Regions from separate parts of the Homo sapiens genome. Here region 1 is linked to region 2. The links are chromatin contacts, found by POLR2A ChIA-PET in ENCODE. All regions are on one chromosome and are shown on one strand. Each heading gives the region's core, a stretch centred on a gene start or an enhancer-like site at or near the end of the contact. The rest is flanking DNA. Distances are from core to core; before and after follow the strand shown.

The links. ChIA-PET counts read pairs that join two places held with the same protein, here RNA polymerase II (POLR2A).
Region 1: POLR2A ChIA-PET joins it to region 2 with 15 read pairs in activated CD4-positive, alpha-beta T cell. The contact joins the promoter of COQ8A here to the promoter of DNM3OS in region 2. POLR2A ChIA-PET finds 5 or more read pairs at or near these places in 2 of 52 experiments (CD8-positive, alpha-beta memory T cell and activated CD4-positive, alpha-beta T cell).

Annotation. Positions count from the first base shown.
Region 1 is chr1:226,938,867-226,942,164 of GRCh38, forward strand. COQ8A (coenzyme Q8A) reads left to right here and starts at 1,428. Exons shown (of 15, transcript NM_020247.5): 1 at 1,428-1,533. RefSeq lists enhancers at 98-789, 524-573, 764-863 and silencers at 1,134-1,443, 1,494-1,653.
Region 2 is chr1:172,143,555-172,146,611 of GRCh38, forward strand. DNM3OS (DNM3 opposite strand/antisense RNA) reads right to left here and starts at 1,281. Exons shown (of 4, transcript NR_103486.1): 1 at 1,100-1,281; 2 at 811-883. All of the region lies in intron 14 of DNM3 (dynamin 3), which reads left to right. MIR199A2 (microRNA 199a-2) reads right to left here and starts at 1,090; the gene lies at 981-1,090.

The DNA.
Region 1 (3,298 bases), core at 178-2,677, about 55 Mb after region 2:
GACTCGCGCCCAGAAGACAGGTCTGTGCCTTTCTCCAAAGATGATTTTGAGGGCTTCAATATTTAAAGGGGAAAAGCAGGCTGGAGGGGGAAGATGGAAGGTATGTTCACATTATTGAAGCCACATGTTGCGATAAAGGGAGCAGGTAGGGCAACAGTTATGTATTTGGCGCTCAGTAAATCGGCACTTTACACAAGATAAGGTGAACATAGAGTGGAGATACTTCACCTTTAATCTGTAGCTATCTGCTTAGGAACAAAAGGAAAGGCAGTTGCATGACTCAGCTTTCAGTTTAATTTTTTTTCCTTTTGGCAGAGTGAATTTTCGTTTCACAATACCAAAAAAAAAAAAAAAAAAAAAGCGGGGGGAGGCTCAGAATAAGGAACAATCCTTTGGCTTGAGTATTTCATTTCATGAAAAACTAAATTGTTATTTCTTTTTTCCACAAGAACGATTAACAGAGCTGCAGACCAGTGTTTGGGGTCATCTGAGTGGAAATTGTCGAGCCGACTTTGGCTCATACGTTCCTTTTCTCGTTAAGGAGGGAGTGACGGGGCAAATCTGCGTGCTGCTGGTGGCGGTGCCTCCCAGGGCTGCTCGGCGGGGACGCCGAGGGCTGCACCCGAGCTCCATCCCGTGTTGGCTGCGCGCCCTCCAAAACCCCGGCTGTCAGCGACTGCGGGCACCTGCACGCCGACGAGACCGGCGGGCGGACAGCGACTCCGGTGAGGGTACTATCTCTCTACCCTCGGGGCGCGGGTGGCAGAGGCTTCCTGTTTTGAGGATGGCGCCACACAAAACAAGCATCCTTAGCCTGAAGGGCCCCGGCCGAAGGGCCGGAAGTGGAAGTGCGCGGCCTTGCCCGCCGCGTTTCCCCTCCTCGGAGTGCTTTTTGTGGACCCTGGGCAAGGGGCTCTTGCTACATAGAGAGGAGCAAAGAACAGGCATCGCCCGGTCCTTAAAGCGGCGGCACCCTCCACGCCCCGCAGTCGCGTCTGCTTGGTCCACAGCCTCCCCTCCCAGGCCCGCGCAGAGGCCCAGCAAGCACCAGTCTGGAGGCAACAAGCACGCAGGGGTGCCTTTGCGGCCACGCACACTGCATCGCAGTGAAAAAGGCTCCCGTTCTCAAGGCGCATGCGCGCAGGCCAGCAACTCCAAAGCCAGGCCTCCAGCCCCGGTTTGCTAGAGAGAAAGGTAGCCGGGAGGTGGGGAAAAGGAGAACAGGAGGGCCCTGTCCGCTAAGGTAGCCTCCCATTGGCTCCTCTTGCTCCGCTCTCGGTCGCGATTGGCTACGGGCCGGGAGCACGGGCCGAGCACGCTCCCACGCGCAGAGCGGCATTCGGCAGGCGGACGGCGGTGCAGCCAATGGGAGCGGCCCGCGGGGCGGGGCTTGTGAGCTGGGGCTCCCCCGGAGCGGGCGAGTTGGTAAACAGATCCGGAGCGCGTGGCGGGCGTCAGCGCGGTGGCCAGCGCGCAGAGGCGGGCGCGGAGGCGGCTAGAAGGTGACCGCGGATCCCAGCTTCCTGCAGCCAGGTAAGGCTGCCACCCGCCGGCCCGCCGCGTGCCCAGGCGCCGTCTGGCTGCGGCCAGAGCTGGGGTCAACACCCACCTCAGCCCTTCTTGCATTCTCTTCATGTGACAGCGCAGCTTCCCCGCGAGTTTCGCTGGCCGCGAGCCTCAGGTCCGGACGCAGTGGGGGCGCCTCAGTTGCAGGGTGGGTCCTCTGCAGCCGTCTCACGTCCCTGGGTCCACCTCAGCCCCTCGTTCCTGCTTCGGGGAGGAGACGAGGGCCACGTGCAGAGCCTTGGGTCCCTGGAACACGCCCGCTGCTTGCCCGACCGCCTTCCCGCTGCCGAATGCCCGTTGCCCATGCCCTTTGGTCGCCAATACAGCTTTGATGCTTCGCTTTCTAATAATGTTGTTCTTCACTCCCAGACCCCCTTGCACTGTGTGTCTGGGGCTCTAGGCTCGTTGCCGCTGGCTGCAGGTTTGGGTGAGAACTTTGACTTCCTTGGCTGGAGCCAGCTGTTGGGCTTCGCAGGTGGGAATTTTGTGTGAACTTGGGACAGGGGATCCTTTTTGATCCTTTCTTCCTTTCGCTTTTCTTTGGCCTTTCCTCTTCTCCAAACTCTGGGGGGTCTTGTGAGTGGTTTGGGCTTACTCCCCTAAACTCGAACCTTTCCGAGGCTCATTCTCACCCATTGCACAGAGGTAACAGCCCCTCTGCCAAACCCTCTTTGGGCGATGGGGAGTGCTGCAGGGGCAGGTTTGGGTGTTGGGACTCCCCATTTGGGTGAGAGATGTCAGGTTCCTGAAGGGTGAGAGGCTTGTGTGCAGTCTTCCAGCCTGAGTCGGGCCTACAGCCTGTTGAAAAACTTGTGCACGTTCACTTGGGCCTTGGATCTACGTGACAGGATTGAGTAGCTGGTCATGCCAGGCCTACCTGATTGCCAAAGGATTTGAACATTCCTTGATGCCAGCCTGCCAGTTGTCACGCTGTGGATGGGTAGGTCATCCTGGCAGGAGGGCTCTTGGGAGACTCTTCTTTTGGAGGAAGGCCTTTCTCCCGAGGAGAGACAAAAGGGGAGCTACAGGAGCAGCATCTGTAAGACTCAGGCGGCTGGGTGCGGTGGCTCACGCCTGTAATCCCAGCACTTTGGGAGTCCGAGGCGGGTGGATCACCGTAGGTCAGGAGTTCGAGACCAGCCTGGCCAAAATGGTGAAACCCCGTCTCTACCGAAAAAAAAAAAATACGAAAATTAGCCGGATGTGGTGGCGGGCGCCTATAATCCCAGCTACTCAGGAGGCTGAGGTGGGAGAATTGCTTGAACCTGGGAGGCAGAGGTTGCAGTGAGCCAAGATGGCGCCAGTGCACTCCCCTCTGGGCAACAGAGCGAGACTCAATCTCAAAAAAAAAAAAAAAAGGCTCAGGCAATGGCTTAGAGTGTTTTGTTCAGCCTTGCAAATGGTGCGGACTATGCAGAATCGTAATGATTTGGGGCCTAATGTTGAGCAACTCAAAGGAAAAGTGAACCAGGCAGAATGGGCACCTCCCTCAGAGCCAGTGTGTTATCTAAGACAAAGTTTTTCAACCTGTGGACTAATGACATTTTGGACCCATAATTCTTCGTTGTGGGAGACCTGGCCTATACATTGTAGGATGTGTAGCAGTATCCCTGGCTTCTGTCTACTAGACTAGCACCGCTCCCCACCCCTTCTAGCCGTTGTGACCATCAAAAGTGTTTCCAGACATTGCCACGTGTCCCCTGGAGGGCAAAATCTCCCTTGATTGAGAACC
Region 2 (3,057 bases), core at 31-2,530:
AAACTGACCAAAGAAAACTTCTGCCTTCGTTTACAAATTCCTTTTTTATCAGTGGGTTTCTAGACAAAGTGCCTTATTTTAAATGCTCAGAGAAGTGGAAGCATTGTAAGCTATAGGCAAGAGGGCTCAGCTGAGCAGCAATTATTAACCACTCTTTGATTTAAAAAAAATGTAAAACAGATATTTACAGGGGTATCTAAAGATAGAGGTTTTTATTCCCTGATTTACTCAGTTGCTGACTCAATAAGTTGTGGGTCGGTGCTCTTCTCTGGGCAAATCCCATCTGCATTGTCTGGTAGGCAAGACTTGGCAGGTTCTTCTTTTATTGTTAGGTACTATTATTCCTGTTGTTTATATTACAGAAGGAAATCTTCAGAAAAGCACTATCCATATAGCATTTAAAAACCAGCAAGTATTCTTTACTTTGGGGAAAAATGACTTCAGTCCTGGGATGTTAAAAGTTATACATACAGCCTTCATCCATATAAGTTTTTAAATCTTTGAATTATTATTAAACAATTCAAAAGTAGCCTCATTAAACTATTCTTAAGTGTCTGGAATGAGTTTTTTCATATTTCATTTTGAAGTGGGAAAACCTTTAAGAAAACACTTGAATTATCAATCTTCAGAAATAAAAAAAAAAAAAACAGTAAATCGCTATATACCACACACTTTTGCTCTTTTAAAATTAAATACATCTCTACCCATCACACATGTACCTCTGTTTCCCTTGCATGTTAACACAAATCATGGGCTCCCCACCTAGGTTCCCTTGGTCACAGACCAGGTGAGCAGTCAAGAAGGCCTTACCCGCTGGTCTTCCCTTCGGCAGTCTTTTCTCAGCAGTGTCCCCGAGGGCTTCTTGGTCCCTAGTGTGCAAAACCTGTGAAGAAAAACACTGGATATGAGATTCAAAAAAGGAGCAAACAAATGTCTTCTCCTTGGAAACAGCCCATTTTGTCCCCAGCGGTCCATGGCGTTGCTCTCCCTTGCCCAGTCTAACCAATGTGCAGACTACTGTACAACGGCATTGTCCTGAACAGGTAGTCTGAACACTGGGGCGACGGAGCAGGATCTCCAGAAGCTTCCTTCTATGTACTTAAAATCCTCTCCCGGTCCTCAGGAAAAGCCTCCCTTCCTGCACCAGGGGTTGCATTCAGCTTTCCCCCCTGAATTCTGCTGCGCTGACTGAGACACACTCAAGGGCTGTGATTTCCAGTCTTGACGTGGCACATTTGCTGCAGACTGGGGAACTGGCAATGAATTTAGGACCAGGAAAAGGGGGAGGGCTGGGCTGGAGAGTCCATATATGGGATGATGTCACCCTGGGGAGGTTTGGGTATGCGCTGTGCCGCTGGAGAGACCGCTAGAATCGCCTGCTCTCAGACATGGGTCTGTGCATAAAATGGTACCAGATGTTTTAGTGTAACGTTAAGCAGTCATTTCATCTTCAGGCCAGATTTTTTTCCTCAACTGGGCAGGAAGTGGGCCCCAGTATGGAAAAGCTGTAAAAAAAAAAGAGTCAAGATGTACAGTTCGGCTGTGGCCAACTGAAAGTGAGTTAGTGTAGAAGTACAAATTTACTGTCTGACCCAGGCTAGAGAAGTAATTTGAAGATAGAGGGTAGATGAAATAGTAAACAGAAAGTTGAACACTGGAAGGCAGAGCTCATTTGGAAACCTTTTTGAGCTTTCCTGTGGCACTTTATTTTCTGGTATTTCACTCGTCAAAAAGGGCAGATAAGTTTCTGTCTGTCTGTCTGTCTGTCTGTCTCTCTCTCTCTCTCTCTCTCCCCCTCTTCCCCTCTCCCTCCCTCTCTCTCCCTCCCTCCCTCCTTCCCTCCCGCTCTCTCTCTCTTTCTCTCCTTCTCTCTCTCCCTCCTTCTCCTGTCTGTTGAATCTGTCAGCAGCTTGCAGGCTGCTCTAGACTTGAACAGTAATTATAGCAACTTCCTGAAAGTGAAGCCCCCATGAAAAGTCTGGAGAAATGTTCTTTGTCATGGCCTCTACATGAGTAATTAGTTCCACATGTGGCCTTCCTAGTTTCCCTCAGCTATTTTGGCTGGGTCTCTGAATGCTGTGCTATAGTTTGACCTAAAGAAACGTTACAGTTTTTGTTTGAAGCATCCACTACGAAACAACGACTCAGGTCTTCTAACAAATCGCCTCTGGTAGATCCATGCTGTTAGGTATAGCATTGTTTTTCACTTGTAATTCCTGATTCTGTTTTGATACTTTTGTTTTGTTTTCATGGTATTCTGTGGCTTAGTTTTATCTCTGGTTAACTAAATCTGTTGAAATTTGCCAAGTACCGCTTGACCAAAGGTTATAAGATATCAGCCCACTGGCATCTACTTTTCTTTCCCTGTTGTGGCTGTTTTCAATTATATATACTCTTGAATATTCTGAATATGTAGTTCTCTCACTTTCCCTCCATAGGATTCTGATCAAAGCTAGAGTCGCCTCAAACAAGAGCTTGATTAATTGCCCTTCTGAAGATCAAAATGTGAGAAAATTTCTAGGTAGCTTCCAAATTTAATTTGACCAACCAGACTAAGAAACTTAGCCTTCTTTAAAGAAAGTACAGCCAAAGCAATTCATTTCCACTGGCCTTCTGAAATACTTTTTAGAAGTAGAAAAATATATCTCTTTTTTATACGCTGCATTGTATATTTCAAAAAGCTTCAAGTGAGTACTGTCCTAAAGCATTTGCTTTTCATAAAATGGCCTCTTTTGAATCATTAAATAGCACACTACTGAAGAGTTCAAAAGTTATGACAAGCCCTTGTTATCTTGTGAGGAAGATTAAATAAGATAAACATGAATTATCTGGCATCTTAGGATGGAACAGAGGTTAGCACTGGGTACACCATTCATAGAAATATTTATATCATCAATAGGAGTCAGAGGAATGACTTTATATCTCTGTACTTTTGCTTCCATATTTGTGTCTTTAGGACCTATTCAATAGTGCTTGCACAAGCCCATAAGACTCACCTCCCTTTTTTCCCTGTCACTGCTTGCATATTACTGGAAATGATCTAAGTGTGACTAAATA